2 separate regions of the Homo sapiens genome follow, and region 1 is linked to region 2. A link is an interaction called in ENCODE POLR2A ChIA-PET data of the cell type or tissue named here. Cell type or tissue: PC-9. All regions are shown on one strand. Links, peaks and the distances in the headings refer to the core of each region. The heading gives the core; the rest is flanking DNA. Region 1 overlaps EFR3B (EFR3 homolog B). Region 2 overlaps DNAJC27 (DnaJ heat shock protein family (Hsp40) member C27).

Region 1 (2,500 bases), core at 1-2,500, 130 kb before region 2:
AACTTTTAAAAACATTTGGTTTGCATTTAATTCTATTTATAGAACACTGTTTGTATAAAGAACCTATAATGCAGGTAACTAATTTCTTTTGTTGCAACCAGTCTTATTTGCTTCTCCTACAAAATGTAACTTGCAATATGTCTGTTTATTATTGTTGGATACAAAGTTCTTCATTGATAAGAGTCCTACAAATAAAATAAATTAAAAAAAATTCCAGGGTTTACCACCAGCTCTGCACTAAGCACTAGGACAAGCACTTTACAAATATTTCATATAAGTCTCGTAACAACCCCATAAAGTAGATACTATTATTCTCATTTTACAGATAAAGAGGCAGGATCAGAGAGGTTAAGTGCCCTGCCCAAGGTCACATAGCATGTTCTTCTCTGCCATGAAACTCCCCTAATTCTTCCATCACTTTCCAAAAAATATATCTCTAACAATTTCCCAAGTTCATCTTGTGCTCTCCTTCGCCACAGCCACCTTGCTGGAAGCCTCCTGAACACCTGCCACCCAGTCCCGGGGACCTGGCCAGTCTCTTCACTTCAATTCATTCTTTATGTAGCTCTAAGGCAAATATTTAATTTAGTTTGCTTCATGGTCAAGCAGGTAGCATGACCTGTGCTGCATTAAATGTCAACCATTCAACTTAGGATTTAACAAGGGATGCCCCAGTAGAGGTGGGGACAGTTGCTTCATCTTCAAGTCCTTCCTCCACTGTAGGGGGTCCTCTCACTCATGCTCTGCCTCCTGGAACACTCTGTGTCTAGCAGCCAGAGTCCACAGTGAGAAGGGTTGGGAGGTCGGAAGCAGAGCAGATTAGGGGAGCCACGCAGTCTCGTGGCAGTGAATGAAAGGATGTTTTGGTGACAGGGACCGGCCACAAGCTGGAGATGTTGAAGGGGCAGGAGAGTCAGCGCCACAGACCTGACACCTGGCGGATCCTGACACCTGCTGAGCTCCCTGGAAGCCTTCCATGAACAACACTCTCCGACCACAGGCACAGCGTACTCTCTGCCAGCTCGACTTCTGTGCATCCTTCACACTGTATTACCTTATATAATCTTCTCCCACTGCTTGTTCAGGCGAAGTTATTTCAGTGACTCATCTTTTCTTCTCCCAAGATAAACTGTAAATTCCTAGGTCTCATTTTCTTCTGACCTCAATACAGTATCCTGAGCCCAGCAGGGCTGGAGGGAAGCTGGCGTGATGTGTGACTTCACCTGCCTTTGAACAGCGTGAGACTCAGGGAAGTCACCTCCCCTCCTGGCCTCTCCTTTCCTTCTTATAAACATCAACTCCCTCCTCCGCATTCACCAAGAAAAATGCCTTTTTGCTCAAAATAGTTTGTATTTATTTTCTCAGCTTTGCAATCTTCTTGTAAAGACAAGGGCTGGACTTGATCATTCCTACTAAAGCAAATGGAATTCTTTTTAAACAATTTACAATAAAATCTGACCCAGGGCTAATGGCATGGACACCCGCTTCAAATGAATTGGAGGAAATGGAACAAAGTTCAGAGAGAGAGGTGCATCTGATTCAAGTGCCTCCCACGAGGCACTTGTGTTCACTGACATTAATGAACTCCAGCAGTTCGCAGGGCACTTGCTGGGTGGCGTGGGGAAGAGAAAGAAGTTTAAAATAGACAGGTTCTGCCATCAAGGAACTTACTCTGTAGTTGGGGACACAAAACCTGCACACATTTAAGGTCAAGGATATGTCACAATGAGACTAAGGAGTCCATAAAACTGAAGAAATCTCTGAGTTTAATGAATCTAGGAAGGCTTCCTGGAAGAGGTGAGATGTGAGCTGCCTCACTAGGGGTGGAGACAGCTGGTAAGTACTGGTGAATCCATGAAACAAAAAATCAACAACCCTCCAATGGGGACAATTTTAAGAAAAACAAAAAGGTTCCCTCTTTTCTTTTCCCCTTTTCCTTGCTTCTGAATTTAAAAGGAATAGATGCTCATGGGTATAAATTTATAAAACGGGGGAAAAAAGAAAATGAACATCACTTAGAATCACGTAATTCAAAGATAACTATTAGAATTTCAGTGTATTTGTTCTAGTTTTTGTGTCCATGTTTATGTATATTTTAAAATATATATGTATAAAATTGGGATCCTACAGGATAGTGTTAAAACTGAATTTCTTCTTATATTGTGAGCACTTACTTTCTTACTGAAGGCCTTTCGGCCAGGCATGGTGGCTCACGCCTGTAATCCCAACACTTTGGGAGGCCAAGGCAGGCGGATCAGGAGGTCAGGAGTTCAAGACTAGCCTGGCCAACATGGTGAAACCCCATCTCTACTAAAAATACACAAAAAATTAGCCAGGTGTGGTGGCGGGTGCCTATAATCCCAGCTACTCAGGAGGCTGAGGCAGGAGAATTGCTTCAACCTAGGAGACAGAGGTTGCAATGAGCTGAGATCGTGCCATCGCACTCCAGCATAGGCGACAACAGCAAGACTCCATCTCAAAAAAAAAAAGTTTTAAAACT
Region 2 (16,236 bases), core at 7,827-10,326:
CTTCTCTAGCACCACTAGACCTCAGGATATTGGTTTTGTTCTCAACCCCATAGCAGCTGTTATCTGGTAAGCCTTGAGTGATCTCACCCTATGCATATATAGCCCAGCCTTTGGCCACAGACTCATGAGAGACCCCCATATGGACTTGGTGCCCAGCTCTGCACAGCTCTCTCCTCTCCAATGGCCTGCTCTGCAGAGTCTAGCCACCTCCTCCTTAGCTCAATGAGACTTGTGTCTGCTCAGACTCCAGCTCTCTGTGATGTGGTCAGGAAATGGACTCCAAGCAGACAACCAGGTGATTGGGGGGCTTATCTCTCAGGGAGCCGTCTTGCACTTGCTGTTGTCCACTGCCAACAGTTTTTTTCCAGTTCGATAGTAGTTGATGGCAGGAAGTCTAGTCCAGTATTCATTACTCTGTCATGGCTGGAACTCAGACATGAAATTTAAACAGGCTTTGGTCTCAATCCTAGTATTCTATAGCCTACACTATGACTTGTCTCCTATAACCATGTGTGTGATGAATGAATCCTTGTGCCCTCAGAAATCTATGAATATTCATATTTCAGGTTAACTCGTAGGCTAGAAGACAGTCTTACTGATACACAACTAGCAAACATCCGTGAACTGTGATCCCTTTTATGTGGCTTTTATCTTTTTAGATACATCTTGGATAGAACTAATGGATAAATTAGTCTGTTTAAAAAAAAAAAGCTAACAAGAAGAGAATAATTACAGTATTCTATAAGTAAGTACTTAAAAGTAGTGCTTTCCTGCTGGTTCAATTTAATAAATATTTTCTTTATTTCCCATCTACTTAATAGACATTTTATGTCAGGAAGTAACATGGTTTTATCTGATTGATAACTGTTAACAGAGAGAGCAATATTAAGACAGACTAAAGCCAAGCTAATACGTCTTGTGTCTTGGTCTCTAGTGGTATTCCTTTGACACCCCTTTTCAGACGTCAAGGCTTCTTGTTAGGTTACCAAGTTGATTAGCTAATACTAGACATCAGAAAGGAGAGTCTAAAAGAAAGATAAGAATTTTAGAAGATAACAGGAACTATAAAAGAATCCAAAAAAGAAGAGGAAAAGATTTTTAAAGAAATTAGGAGGAGATATGTCCATTTAAAAGTGGCTGTAGTGTGGTAAATGAGTATTATTCAATAATAATTACAGTGCACAGAACATGAAACATGAGCAGGGTCAAAAAAGCTTTCACCTAAAAAAAAATCAGAAAAGTGTAGCCAGGTGCAGTGGCACATACCTGTAATCCCAGCTGCTCAGGAGGCTGAGACAGGATCACTTGAGCCAAGGAGTTTGAGACCAGCCTGGCCAACATAGAGAGACCCTGTCTCAAAAAAAAGAAAAAAAATTGTAAAAATGGGCAAAGAATAAGAAGTTTGCAGAAAAAGAAAAGGCCATAAGCATTTGGAAAGATACCCACTTTCACTTCTAATTAAAGAAATGCAAATCAAACTATATTAGATATATATCAGATTAGTAACACTTAAGATGTTTGATAATGGTCAGTGTTAATGAGGGTATGGAGAAGTAGGCACTCTGTCTCACACACACGGTGATGGGAATGTAAACTGGTACAGCTTTTTTTTTTAACAACGGTTGTCAGACTCAAAAATTAAAATGCGCATATACTCTTTCTCAACAGTTCTGCTTTTAGGAATTTATCCTAAAGCAGTATCCCCACAAGTGTACTGAGATGTATACACAAAAGAAAAATTTACTGAAGCACTGTTTATAGTAGCAAAAAAACTAGAAACAACTGACTTGTCCAAGAATAGAGAGTTGGTTACACAAATTATGGGACAGCTACACAATACAATACTGAACAGTCATTTAGAAGAACAAAGAAAGTCTCTACATGTAGCTATAGAAAGATTCCAGGATGCATTATGTGGAAAAAAATACAAGGTGCTAAGATGTGTTTAGTCTGATCTCCTTTAGTACATGTTGAAAGAGTATGGATCTGTGTATATACTGGCATACTGATGGTAAATTTTTCTGGAAGGATGCTCAAAAAAAATTAACAATGGTTACCTCCAGGAGAGGAACTTGAGGAGTAGAGAGACACAGTTTTCATTTTACACTTTTCTTTACTATTTGAATTTTTCTAACAATGTTCATCATTACTTTTGTTGTTTTGGTTGGTTGGTTTGTTTTTGAGACAGGGTCTGGCTCTGTCACCCAGGCTGGAGTACAGTGGCATGATCTGGGCTCACTGCAGCCTTCACTTCCTGGGCTCAAGCATCCTCCGACCTCAGCCACCCAAGTATCTGAGACTACAGGCGTGCACCACCACACTCGGGTAATTTTTGTATTTTTTGTGTGTGTGGAGACGTGGGTTTGCCATGTTGCCCAGGCTGGTCTCAAACTCCTGAGCTCAAGCAATCCGCCTGCCTCGGCCTCCCAAAATGCTGGGATTACAGGTGTGAGCCACCATGCCCTGCCCATCTGTTACTTTTTAACTTCAATTGTGGTTATCTGAAAGTAGGATTATTAGCCACTTTAATTTTATTCCTTATACTTTTTGTGTATTAAAATATATGAATATATATATTTAAATAGTATAAAAGAAAAAAATCTTCCAAAGTGTGTATTTGCTTTATACATGACTTCTAAGAGTTGCTGGAATATATTAAAAGTCTTTTAAGTTGATGCTTAAAAGGAATTCCTATTTTCACAAAATCATTTCTACCCTGGGTTATGTTTTCTTCTTGTAGACCTTTTATATATCCATAGTTGATTTATGTGAAAATGGCGGGAAACGCCCTACCACCAATAGCAGTGCTAGTTTCACCAAAGAACAAGCAGATGCCATTCGCAGAATTCGAAATAGTAAAGACAGTTGGGACATGCTGGGAGTCAAACCTGGGGCCTCAAGGTAAGCGCTCTGGGATACTTAGTGCTGATTGCTATCATAAAGAAAGACTCCATCACCAAAATTATAGGTGCAGTATATCTTCCTCCAGTTGGCTGGAAATACGAAGATGTATGAAAATATATTAGAATGACTCAGTTTCACTGAATTAGCTGAATACCAAAGAGACAAAATAGAGGGCACAGTTGCCTGGTGAGAAAACTGTGTCGTGTACGTGCATAAATACTTCATGAAATGGTATGCTCTGCTTTCATCTGTCTGGAACAAGAAGAGCTTTGAAAAGAACTAACAAAAGAGAATTCTTCAATCATAGAATGTTAGAGGAGGAAAGCACGTTGGCAATCAACTTGTCAAACATTTCATTTTATAGGTGGGAAAACTGGGATTCAGTGAGATTAAACATGTTCAAGAATCCCCGGAGTTAGTGGTATAATTGGTTCTTACCCTGGAACACTGTATGTTTGACTGTCTCTGTCTTTGTCTCTAAAGCCCTGCAAGTTCCTCATCTGTGTGTGTATTTGTTTATTTTTTTTTTTTATTTTTATTTTTGAGACAGAGTCTCACTCTTATCACCCCGGCTGGAGTGCAGTGGCGTGATCTCAGCTCACTGAAACCTCTGCCTCCTGGGTTCAAGCAATACTCCTGCCTCAGCCTCCTGAGTAGCTGGGATTACAGGCACACGCCACCACGCCCGGCTAATTTTTATATGTTTAGTAGAGATGGGGTTTTGCCATGTTGGCCAGGCTGGTCTTGAACTCCTGGCCTCAGGTGATCCAACTGCCTCAGCCTCCCAAACTACTGGGATTACGGGCGTGAGCCACCACACCCAGCCCTCTGTGTGTGTATTTATGTTAATTATTTTAGTCAAAAGAGTTATTTAAGAAAAAAATTCAATCACTATTCTTTGTTGCTTGTACAAAAATTAAATTATTATTCATTATGGTTATGTAACTTTCAACGGTCTAATTCTACCGTTACTACACATATTGTAGTGTAGTACAATATGCGCCCAGACTCCCCCCACATACTTCACCCTTCCTACTTTTTCACCTTGATTCTCACAAAAGAAAAAAGTATGTCTTGAAATTGCCATGTCAGCACCCAAAGCACTACACATCTCTTCTCCATTCTGACCTCACAGCGTATCTTCAAGTCCAGAAGGAAAGCGGGGAAGGGAAGGGGAAAACTGTTATTGGGCACACTCATTCACCAGGTGATATTGAGGATGCTTTAAAACTGTCAGGGAATTCAGATGACCTCGTGTAGGGCACAGAGTTTATCGGGATCTTTTTTTTTTTTTCAGTGCTATACTCTTTGGTTTATTGTAGATTTTTAGTGGGTTTTGAAATTCGAAAATGTGAGTCTTCCTATTTTTTTTCAAGATTATTTGACTATTAAGGATCTGTTGTAATTCCATATATATTTTAAGATCAGCTTCTCCATTTATGAAAAAAAAAAAAGCCAGTAGGGTTTCAGTAAGATTGCACTGAATCTGTATATCTGTATATTTTACATTTCTTTTTAGGCCTTCATAGTCTCTTTCTGAATTCTTCTGTGTCATCTCCAAGGGATACTGGCTCTAAACTTAAGAAACAATTACTTTATCTACTTGTTAGTAGACTTAGAACAATATTCATTAAGAAAGAAGAAACTTAGGGCTCCTTATGTATTCACTTTGGTTAATTGAAATTTACCAGAACTTACAGGCCCCTATAGGTTTCATATCCTTAACCAATAGAAACATGTGCTTCTCTTACCTTTATTCCACTGGGCCTAGCAAACTAATTTTATATGGCACTAAGTACATTTGGGAAAAAGCCTTAAAACATTTTTTTCTTAAGTTACAGAGAGTTTTGGTATTTGTTGACTGTTAACTGTGTTTACTGTTCTTGAACTTTAAGAAAATCTTCGTCTTCAACGGAATTGATGTATTTGTTACATCTTGAGAGTTTCTCCCGCTACCTGCAAATCTTGAAAGGCACTCTTAGTGCAGAGGACCGGGTGTAACTACTGACCCCATGTGGACACCCTCTCTGGGGAGGCAGAGTGGCTGGAAGGGCCCTTCCCAGGACTCCCTTGTGGGGAAGAGGGAGGATGCTGTACCTTCCTCAAGGACACGGGGTCTTTGGGACAAATAAGAATTCTTACAATTCAAATTGCTTCAGAGAGGGAGAATGTCATTCTTGTTAGCGAATTATCAGAATTACACATGTAGAAAAACAACACGCAGGGCACCAGGAAGGTCCCCCAGAGTATCCTTATGAAAGAAGGAGGTTCTTGCTAGAACAAGAAAATTCAGGACCCCTCTAAGAGCAGAAAGCAGAAAAGGCCCTAGAATGTACGCCTAAGACTTGGAGAACTGTTAACATGACCCTATGACCTCAGTCTCTCCAAGCTGATACATAAAACTTTCCATCATAGCCAAGGTATCAAAGGCCATCTGACTTGGAGAGCCACATTAGAAATCCTTCGATAAAAATAAAGGAGAAAGGCTAGGGCATTTGGTAAAGCACCATATAGCTTATAGGATCACTGGAACCCTGAATTAGAAAAGGAAGGTGGGAAATAAAACCATCTGGTAGAGACAGAGCTTAATCTGACTGGGGAGTGGCTGGGTACTTAGAGCCCTCTGGGAGGCCTGACACCAGAGGATGATGACCAGTGGGGACAGGGACAGATGGGTCCAGGCCCCTCCCCAGCCAGTTTTGGCTCTTTGAGGAGCTCAGAAGCCTGCAGCTCTCTCCTGGAGCGCTGCTGGTTTATCGGAACCGCCGGATTGGAGAAGCACTGCTACTGCTCCTTTCCTCTCTGGATAATACTGATCTCTGTCGTGTTTCTTCTTTGGTCTCGTGAGCTCATTGTCATTCTGGACTACCCCTTTCCAGCATCCCTTGCTTGCTCAGTGGTGTCACCTTCTTGGGCCTCAGATTCCTCGTGACCTTGACCCTGGAGCTCATTTCAGCCCCTTTCTTTTCATCTTCTCCTCCTGGATATTCAGCTCATCATCCACTTCTGCCATTTCTTTCTTTATCTTTTATCTTCCCTTGTTTCCTTCCATAAATACCTTAATCTAAACTTGTACTCACTCATGCCTGGGTTATGTAACAACCTCCTGTATCCTAACTTCAAGAAACAGTTTTCCCAGCACACACTTGTCATGAAACACCTACTGTTGTGATTGTTTATCAGGCCCAGGTGTTGGGGTTGTTTTGCTTCCCGTCTGTGCTGTGTTCGGGCTCCATTCCAGGCCACTGTTGGTTCTCTCCCAGAACCCCTTCTTTCAGAAGGCAACTCTGGATGCCTTCCCTGGTGCCCAAGCCCTTATTCTTTCAATCAGCAAAGATATGCTGAGTGCCTGTGAGGTGCCAAGTACTGCCTGTTTTCATCTGATTATTATTTTACTAAGTGTTTTGTTAGCATTTATATACTTTTTGCATTGTGCAATAATAACTTTTTCAATTTGTGTTATATATTACATACTATTTATTGGTTGGTTGTCTGTTTTCTAGTCCTTTAATCCTGCCTTTGAGAAAGGGTAATAATTTAGGATATGTTCACTGTAAGAGATACTATGTGTGTCCAAACAGCTAACATGCAGTGGGTTGGGCTGACTCTGTTACTAACATAGATCTTGGCTTCTTTTCCCAGGGATGAAGTCAATAAAGCGTATCGGAAACTTGCTGTGCTTCTTCACCCTGACAAATGTGTAGCACCTGGCAGTGAAGATGCCTTCAAAGCAGTTGTGAATGCTCGGACAGCCCTCCTGAAAAACATCAAGTAGAAAGTACAGAAAAAAGCCACATGTGGGACTCAAATGCAAACAGACTTTCCCTAGAGGTGAAATAACCAACGTGGAGTTTTCCTTCCCAGAATCTCACTGCTCTTTTCATTCATGTGTTGTCATTTGTATATCAGTAATTCAGGTACCCATTTCATAGACATTTTACTGAGAAATGACCTGCATTTGTATGAAGTGAACTGAGCGTCACACCCTGTACTTCATTTCATATTTCTAGATAATTCTGAATTTTTTTCTCATTCGTCAGCTCTGTAATTATAGTATCACTTAGACATTTCACTTGGGGAAATCCACAAGGTTCCTGGAGGAGGGAAGAGAGGACAAGAGGACCCTTTCACTTTTTCTTTTTTACGGAATTCATCATCAGAGAAGAAAATAACAAAAATGGAAGCAAACAACATCAGAACCCCTGTAAGTTTGGTGTGACCTTACAGACAAGTTGCTGCTTTTACAATGAGTTCCTTAGGTGGTATTTTAACCCATCGATCTATAATGATGACTCTTGGCAGCCCTTTGGGAGTTTGTAAAATGAGGTGATACAGTTCTGAATTGAGCATTCCTTTATGATATTCACTCTGTTCCTCTTCTGCAGCCACCAGTGGGAGAGACAAGCCAGTCCTAAGAGAAAAGGTGGTGGCAGCCACAAATTCTAGGTACACTGGCTGCTGCCTATCCTGTCCCTGGATCTGAGGCCTTTCCCTTGCCATAGAAATGGTTGCTGGTAGCAGTAGAGAGCACTGTGCACCTGGGAATGAGGAATCAGGCCCCAAGACAGAAGTACTTGGAGGAGCCAGCTGCAGTAGTATCCGCCTGTAGTCCCAGCTACTCAGGAGGCTGAGACAGGAGGATTGCTTAAGCCCAGGAGCTCAAGTCCCACCTGGGCAACATAGTAAGATCTTGTCTCTTAAAGAAAAAAAAAAAAGGTACTTAGAGGTCGCACTTAAAGATTATGCACATCAGCAGAGGAAAGGCCAGCCAAGCTTGGGGCAAGCTTGATGCAGTAGGAGAGACTCCTTATGAGGCTTAGCCCTTGTCTTACTGCCAGCCTTTGCCACAGGCAGGTGAGAAAGGCAGGGCCACTCCTCAGCAAAGTTGGCCTCTTCTACACTTCCTCACCAGTGTTGTTTCTTCCTTTTTTCCCCTCTTCCCCTTCCCGTCTTGTGTTTTTTCTGAACCCCACATCTGCCATCATTTCTCTCCTCTAGAGTCCCTGGCTTCTGGCCACTGCCTCCTCCCTCTTCTAAGCCTTGGCCTGAATCTGGTTGATCAGAGGCAAGTGTGGATCCTTTGGGTGGCAGTCAGGGGAGATCTCAGGGCCTCTGTTGGGAGGAATCTCTGTAATTCCTGCTTGGGCTCCAAATTTCTGAAGAGTAATATTTTTAAACTATAGCTTACAAAATACATTCTCTGACCACAGTCTCCTCCTTGATATACAAGGGATGGATGAAGTTCATGTATTAGGACTGGCACTCCTTACGGTGCTTATAGAACTAGTCTCACCACTTGACTCATTACGTCGTCATTCTTGTTACATCACTCATACTTTTAGCTGCAACCACACTAATTCACATTTTTATATACTTTCAATTAGCTGTACTAATTGGGGCTTGAAAGTATATAAAATCTTCCTGTCCTGTGAATTTTAAAAAGCTATCCCATATCGATTGCCAAAGAGCATCTACCTTACCTCCTAAGAAGAAAAGCCACTTTCTTCCAATCCAAGCCCACTGCAGCCTTGTGGATTTTCCACACAGCAGCTTTTCACTGTATGCCTGTACTTGGGCTGCACTGAGCTTGTCTTCAGGAAACCAGAGCGTTGCTTTATCATCGCACTTTTCATCTTGGTAATATCAAAACAACTTTTTAAATGAACTGATTGATATATGTTATTTCTTGCGAGGTTTTCCTCTGGCCTTTAACTGGCTTCTGAGGCTACAGAACTCCAACCCAGAGTTCTTCGGGACCTAAATTTTGCTTAAGGAAGGCCTTTATCATGCTGAAAGCACTCAGACATGTCTGTCCTCACAGCAGAATGTAGAAGTCATATGAATGAGGGATCGTGCACGGTAGCGTCAGCCCGAATTGACACGACAACTCTGAATGTGTGGCCCTCTATGAAAGCTGGTGCCAGTTTTCATCACTGTTATTAAATACTAGATTGGGAACCTCATTCAGCCGTATTGCACAGATGAGCAATTACAGCAGAGAAAATTCATTAGTGCTCCCACTCATATCCTTATGTGTGAGTTGGTGAAATTTAGCCTGAGCTTGATTCTTAGGTCTTGAGACTCAGTTTCCAACACCTTCATTATTAATGTTAAGAATGGCCATATACCACTTCATTTACGTAAAAGGAATAAAATAAGCAAGTTAAGCTTCAGGGTCCTAGAATTTTTCTGATTTCTATAATCCTTCAGCAGAATATTAAGAAATAAAGCATGATCTGCAATGGAAAGGTTTTTTTGGCACTAACTTCATGCAGAATTTCACAGACATCTATGCATTAATTTAAATTCTTGGTGCAAATGTGTGCTTTGTAGTTCAACCTTATTAAAAATTCTTCAGCCAGTTAGGATTTCAAAATACATTAGTGAGAGTAACAGCTAGCAGAATAATTACAATGGCTAAAACGTTTTTATAGAGAATCTTGTTTTTCAAAAAAGAATAAAAAGTTTGAATAGCTATTATTAAAGAAAAGCCATGTCTTCAACATCTGAGTCACCAAGAAGTAACACTTTTTAAACTTGTTAGAAATCCCTGGAGGCATTTCAAATTCATCTTCTAACCTACCTAAGCACTTTAAAATACAGCCTCCTTCTGTTCCTCTGTTCCCCTTCATGCCTCCTTTTGAATTGATATCTCAGCTGTCAATATTTCTTTGACTTCAGCATTGTTATTTTATTTCTCTATATCAATGTGTCCTTAGTTTTCTTAGCCTGTTAATTTAAAAATCCAGACTTGGGGGTCATTGTGTTGCTACCCAAGAGAAAATGCTACAGTTTTATAGATTGCACATCATTCTTTAAGGCATACTTTTACCTCAGGAAACTTACTCTAGTATGTTCTCATATATTGAATTCTCAACTAAGTAACTATTTCTTTATACCTATAAACTAGTACCTAATTCACTGTTAGTTAAATGAGCTATAGATAAGGCAGCTAAATTTCTGAAAGATAGCCAGAGTAAGTAAGCAGCCACTGCAAGCTCTGAATCAGTTTTTTAAAAAAAAGAAAAAAAAAAAAAAGGAGCTGTGCCCCATTGAACAATGACAACATCACAAGGGGAAGGGAGGGATTTTGCCAAAAGTTAGAAAGGTGGAGCTGTAAGCCATGTGCTTGTTGCCTTTGACAGTGACAGTGCGCGTCTTACAACTAATTCCACTAGGCATGGGAATGTCACCTCCTTTGCCACTGTACCCCATCAAGCTTACTCTGAATCAAAGGTTTTGTAAAACTTTTGAAAATGAACTTAGCTGCAAAATATAGCTAACCACTTTCCATTGCAAGCTTTGCAAAGTGAAGAGAGGTTCGTACTTCTCATAATTGGTATTTAGCACAATTGTAAGATACAGTTTTACTGTTTGTACATCGTTTTTTTCCATTAAACTTTTCTAGAGAAGACAAAAGCTTACACTGGTGACATGGATAAGTGAGATGGTGTCTAACGAGCAGTGCAATATTAGGCGGTGCAATAGAGGCCCTGTTGGCAAGATGAGTTTTGCTGGAGAGCTGGACAGTGTTGGTTAGCTTCCTGCATTGATTGCCCCTGGGCGTTCTTCCCCCTTAACTGTGAAAGCAGAGTCTATAAATGAACTCTTTGCTCTTACAAGGTAATTTACATATTTTCTTTCTGTTGAAATAACTGAAAATGTTAAATCTACCAGTTTATGTCTTGTAAACAGAGTGTCATATGTATTTAAGTTGTGTATTTTTATAAAGTAAAGCCAAGTATCAAACACCGGTCTGTGGGCTGCATTTATTTGTGGAAACACTGGTCTTTAATGGAAAACATACTAAGCTAGATGCCAATCCAGTTCCTCACCGACTGTGACCCTCAGTAAGACATTCCTGAGAATGGCCCACCCCTCTTTCAGGGGAGCTACTCTGTCCTCTTCATCCTACTAACATGGTCTAAGGGGGAGACGTTCAAAATGTTCAAGGTCTTTTTTCTTTTTTTTTTTTTTTTTTTTTGAGATGGAGTCTCACTCTTGTCACCCAGGCTGGAGTGCAGTGGTGTGATCTCAGCTCACTGCAACCTCTACCTCCTGGGTTCAAGCAATTCTCCTGCCTCAGCCTCCCGATTAGCTGGGATTACAGGTGCCCGCCACCATACCTGGCTAATTTTTGTATTTTTAGTAGATTTTTGTAATTTTAGCCATGTTGGCCAGGCTGGTCTCGATCTCCTGACCTCGTGATCCACCTGCCTTGGCCTCCCAAAGTGCTGGGATTACAGGCGTGAGCCACTGCTGAGCCATTGCGCCCGGCCTCAAAGTTCAAGTTCTTTCCCATCTTTCCTCCCTGGTCACAGACACCAGTCCACAGGACAGGAATGTGACCCCAAATAGGTCACATAGGTGTCCTTCCCTAGGATCTCTCCAACTGAAGCTAGGAAGATACTTTCTCTCAGGAAAGGAAGAAGTCCCAGTGATGGCTGACAACCTTGATTCCAACCTCATGGGAAAAAATTGAGAATGAAGCAGACATCCAGCGAGAGGCAGAGTCCTGATGGTTTTCAGCCTTGCCTTCTAGTCCTTGAGGGAGGGCCCGTGAGCTTGTTTGTCAAGCTCGTCAGCCACCTCGGAGTCCTTCCACTTGTTTACTGCTTCAGTTTAGTTGGAGTTTGCTTTCTGTTACCTGCAGCCTAAAGAATGTTAGAAAATAAAAGCCAACAAGGATCATAAGCAGGGATGAGAAAGCTATGGTCAGTAACATTTAACAAGTGTAACATTTTATGTATTAAAATATATCCAATTACTTAGTTTTTCTCAACTGGAGTCTTTGGCTGCTTTTTAAACCAATAACCAGTTGTAAATGGAAAAGAACTGGACTTACTCAGTTCATTTCAGGGTCAATTTAAGATGCAAAATTATCTGGCTTTTTAGTTTCCAGTTGATCCATTGTCTATCGAGGGCACCTGTAATTTCTTAAATTTTTAATCAAACTTTATTGTTAAAGTGTTCATTCACCAGCCGGGTGCAGTGGTTCACACCTGTAATTCCAGCGCTTTGGGAGGCCGAGGTGGGTGGATCACGGGGTCAGGCATTCGAGACCAGCCTGGCCAACATAGTGAAACCCTGTCTCTACTAAAAATACAAAAAATTAGCTGGGCATGGTGGCGGGCACCTGTAATCCCAGCTACTCTGGAGGCTGAGGCAGGAGAATCGCTTGAACCTGGGAGGCAGAGGTTGCGGTGAGCCGAGATCGCACCACTGCCCTCCAGCCCGGGCGTCAGTGCGAGACTCCGTCTCAAATATATATATATATATATACATTCACCATGTATTTACTGAGCATCTACCATGTGCCAGGCCCTGTCCTAGGCACTGGAGATCTAGCAGAGCACAGAAGTGACAAAAATCCCTGCCCTGTGGAGCTTACAGTCTAGTGTCATTTTTTAAAATTTGTGTTTTGAAGAGTTTCTTTTTTTCTGTAATTTATTTCTGAAGAAGCAAGTTTGCATTTTTTAGAAATCTTCAAGATATACAATTTCAGAATTAATACTCTTATTGCTACTATATACTGAAGATCATGTAGGTTGTTAAATGCTTTTATTTTTTTGAGAGCGCAACCATTATCATTATGCCAAGCTCAGTTTTTCAGGTTGGCCTAAAGGAAATAGTTCCAGCTGGGCGCAGTGGCGCACACCTATAATCCCAGCACTTTGAAAGGCCAAGGTGGGGGCAGGAATCACTTGAGGTCAGGAGTTCAAGACCAGCCTGGCCAGCATGGCGAAACCCCCGTCTCTACTAAAATTACAAAAATTTCCTGGGGGTGGTGGTGAACACCTGTAGTCCCAGCTACTAAGGAGGCTGAGGCAAGAGAAGCGCTTGAACCCAGGAAGCGGAGGTTGCAGTGAGCTGAGATCATGCCACTGCACTCCAACCTGGGTAACAGAGTGAGACTCTGTCTCAAAATAAAATAAAATAATTAAAGGAAACAGTTCCAACCTTTAGTTAGGGCTTTCTTTATATACAAGTTTGTATATTTATAATGAAAATATTAACAAATTCTTCTAAAGCAGTTGAAAGCTGGATTCATTTTAAGGGAAAATATCTAAAATCTAAGTTTGTTGTTTTAGTTATATAAACCAATGTGTACCTATAATACCACCTTGTTAAAATTCTGGTCAGTTGACTGTTCTAAATGCTGTGACTTTAAGAAAATGTCTCCTTGCATCCAAAAGCAATTCGTTGGTAATTATAAAATCAGCAGCTGTAACTCATGAACGTATTTGTATTAGGAAGAGAATGTAAAAATCTGCTATGATTGAGAGAAATTAAGATGAGAAGGTCTTATGTCCTCAGATGTCAGGATGTAAACATTCTGCTAGTTTTGGAGTATGAGAGAATGAAAAGTTAATTGAATAAATACTGAAGAAAGAAAGGATCTTAGTGGTTCAAAAGGAAAATAAGGCCAAGTACGGTGGCTCATGCCTGTAATCCTAGCAATTTAGGAGGCAAGGCAGGTGGATCACCTGAGGTCAGGAGTTCGAGACCAGCCTGGCCGACATGGTGAAACCCCCATCTCTACTAAAAATACAAAAATTAGCTGGGAGTGGTGGTACATGCCTGTAATCCCAGCTACTCGGGAGGCTGAGGCAGGAGAATTGCTTGAACCCGGGATGCGGAGGTTGCAGTGAACCGAGATCGCACCACGCACTCCAGCCTGGGCGACAAGAGCGAAACTCTGTCTCAAAAAAAAAAAAAAAAAGGAAAAATAGAAGAAACTGTCTCCCTTCTGACCAGCAGGGAGCAAACAGAAAAGCCCCAAGTCGGTGGTTGTCAACTGTTTTTTTAGTGACTAAACCCTGTATTTCTAGTAAACTCCAACATGGGACCCCTATATATTAAAGAGCTAAAAGCAACATTTTATTAGGACAAATCTGTAAGTTCACATTGGTAACTTCACCCCTTCTAGAAGAAGCGAATAGGCAGTTGTGCCTCCTGAGGAAGATGGCAGGGTTTAGATCTAAGATGGTAATCTCTCCTGCTCACAGATGCTGGTGGAGGAGAGCACCTTGCCCAAGAAAATGAATCGTATTCAAGGAAACTGGGTTAAGAGCTTTTGCTGGGCCTCGTGCTGAAGGCAGTGCTAGGCAGAAGCTCTGTTTAATGCAGCTTCCTGATGAAATTTTAGCTATGAGGGAAGGTACTCCGACATTGTGCTGTGAGGCAAAGAGCTAAGCCGCTCTTCCAAAGAAATGAACAAGACTCCCAGAGGTTGGGGACTGCCTAAAGGAAGAGAAAGATTTGATTAGATGGAGTAGAAGACTGAGGTCTTGAGAAGGGTAGTTAGAAAGATGCTAGATGGTAGAAATTATGAGATATTAAATAACCTTAGAAAGATAGCCAAAGAGGGCCGGGTACGGTGGCTCACACCTGTAATCCCAGCACTTTAGGAGGCCGAGGCAGGAGGATCGTGAGGTCAGGAGATCAAGACCATCCTGGCCAACATGGTGAAACCCCGTCTCTACTAAAAATACAAAAATTAGCTGGGTGTGGTGGTGCATGCCTGTAATCCCAGCTACTCGGGAGGCTGAGGCAGGAGAATAGCTTGAACCCAGGAGGCGGAGGTTGCAGTGAGCCAGATCGTGCCACTGCACTCCAGCCTGGTGACAGAACAAGATTCCAGCTGGGAAAAAAAAAAAAAAAAGTGAAATAATTAAGAAAAGAAAGAAAGATAGTCAAAGAGAAGTTCCAGAAATAACCAATGACTCTTAAGAACATGGATGTCTTTTATTTTTATATTGTTATCCCCATTTTATGGATGAGAAAACCGAGGCTCAGAGGGGTTAAATGCCTTGCCCGAGGCCACACAGGAAGCTATTCACGCCGGGAGAGGTAGCTCACACCTGCAATCCCAGTACTTTAGAAGGCCAAGACACAGCGGATTGCTTGAGCTCAGGAGTTCAAGATCACTCTGGGCAACATGGTGAAATCCTGTTTCCACAAAAAACACAAAAATTAGCCAGGCATGGTGGCACACGTGTAGTCCCAGCTACTCAGGAGGCTGAGGTGGGAGGATGACATGAGCCCGGGAGATCAAGGCTGCAGTGAGCCGTGATTGCACCACTGCACTCCAGCCTGGGGGGCAGGGGGAAAAAGCTATTAAAACCCAAGACTGCCCATTTTCAGAACTCAGCTTCCCACTATATACTATCAGGCTCAGGATCCAAATTTTAAAATATTCTGCTTCCCACTCATAAGTCATATTGTACCTGTTTACCAGGTTGCTTAGATGGACATAAAGAGGTATATATATATATATACTATATATATATATATTTTTTTTTTTTTTTGAGAGGGAGTTTTGCTCTTGTTGCCCAGGCTGGAGTGCAGTGGCGCGATCTTGACTCACCACAATCTCTGCCTCCTGGATTCAAGCAGTTCTCCTAAAGAGGTCTATATATTTTTAAAAGACCACCATAGATAATTTTCCTCATCAAATCCTGCATGTATGCAGAGGAATGACAGAAACTTCTTTCTGAGGTGTGCCCAAACCAAGAAAGAGTTAACATGAGTGCTTTAGAATATGGAATTTGGTGGATGTACTTATTACGTTTTCTTTTCTTTTTTTTTTTTTTTTTGAGACAGAGTCTCTCTCTGTCGCCAGGCTGGAGTGCAGTAGCACGATCTCGGCTCATTCCAACCTCCAACTCCCTGGTTCAAGCAATTCTCCTGCCTCAGCCTCCCGAGTAGCTGGGATTACAGGCATGCACCACCATGCCCAGCTAATTTTTGTATTTTTAGTAGAGATGGGGTTTCACCATGTTGGCCAGGATGGTCTCGATCTCCTGACCTCGTGATCCTCCTGCCTCGGCCTCCCAAAGTGCTGGGATTACAGGTGTGAGCCACCGCACCGAGCCTATGTTTTCTTTCTTTTCTTGCTTTCTTTTTTTTAATTTTTTTTTTTGAGACAAGGTCTCACTCTGTCACCCAGGCTGGAGTGCAGTGGTGCAATCTCGGCTCACTGCAACCTCCACCTCCTGGGCCTAAGTGATCCTCCTACCTTAGCCTCTTGAGTAGCTAGGACCACAGGCACATGCCACCACACCTGGCTAATTTTTCCTATTTTTTGTAGAGACAGTGTCTCCCTGTGTTGCCCAGGCTGCTCTCGAACTCCTGGGCTCAAGCAATCCACCTGCCTTGGCCTCTCAAAGTGCTGAGATTACAGGCGTGAGCTGTCATGCCTGGCCACTTTTTTTTTTTTAAATGAAATTTTAAACTCTTATAGGACCTCTGATACCTCCAGAATGGCTTGAAAATCATGTCTAAAGGGACCTCCACCCAAGTCAGTAACTGAGAATTAAATAACCTATG

Evidence for each region. Peaks named below come from ENCODE experiments on the same cell type or tissue, not always from the same donor. Only the 100,000 strongest peaks of a DNase experiment are listed, where the experiment ranks them.
Region 1: POLR2A ChIA-PET joins it to region 2 with 25 read pairs; 4 of 35 experiments call an interaction of 5 or more read pairs at or near these places.

What each region holds. Positions count from the first base shown.
Region 1 is chr2:25,077,283-25,079,782 of GRCh38, reverse strand. The region is part of intron 1 of EFR3B (EFR3 homolog B); the gene reads right to left. It also overlaps the pseudogene SUCLA2P3. Among named protein-coding and RNA genes, the nearest start is that of EFR3B, 36 kb to the right of the region's middle. In PC-9, for the core only: no CTCF peak of the experiment used is centred there; a DNase peak (open chromatin) is centred at 1,122; H3K4me3 peaks cover 405 bases; H3K27ac peaks cover 688 bases; H3K27me3 peaks cover 290 bases.
Region 2 is chr2:24,938,059-24,954,294 of GRCh38, reverse strand. It overlaps DNAJC27 (DnaJ heat shock protein family (Hsp40) member C27), which reads left to right. Exons shown (of 7, transcript NM_016544.3): 6 at 2,741-2,901; 7 at 6,547-10,653. The coding sequence ends at 6,679. Among named protein-coding and RNA genes, the nearest start is that of DNAJC27, 26 kb to the left of the region's middle. In PC-9, for the core only: no CTCF peak of the experiment used is centred there; no DNase peak of the experiment used is centred there.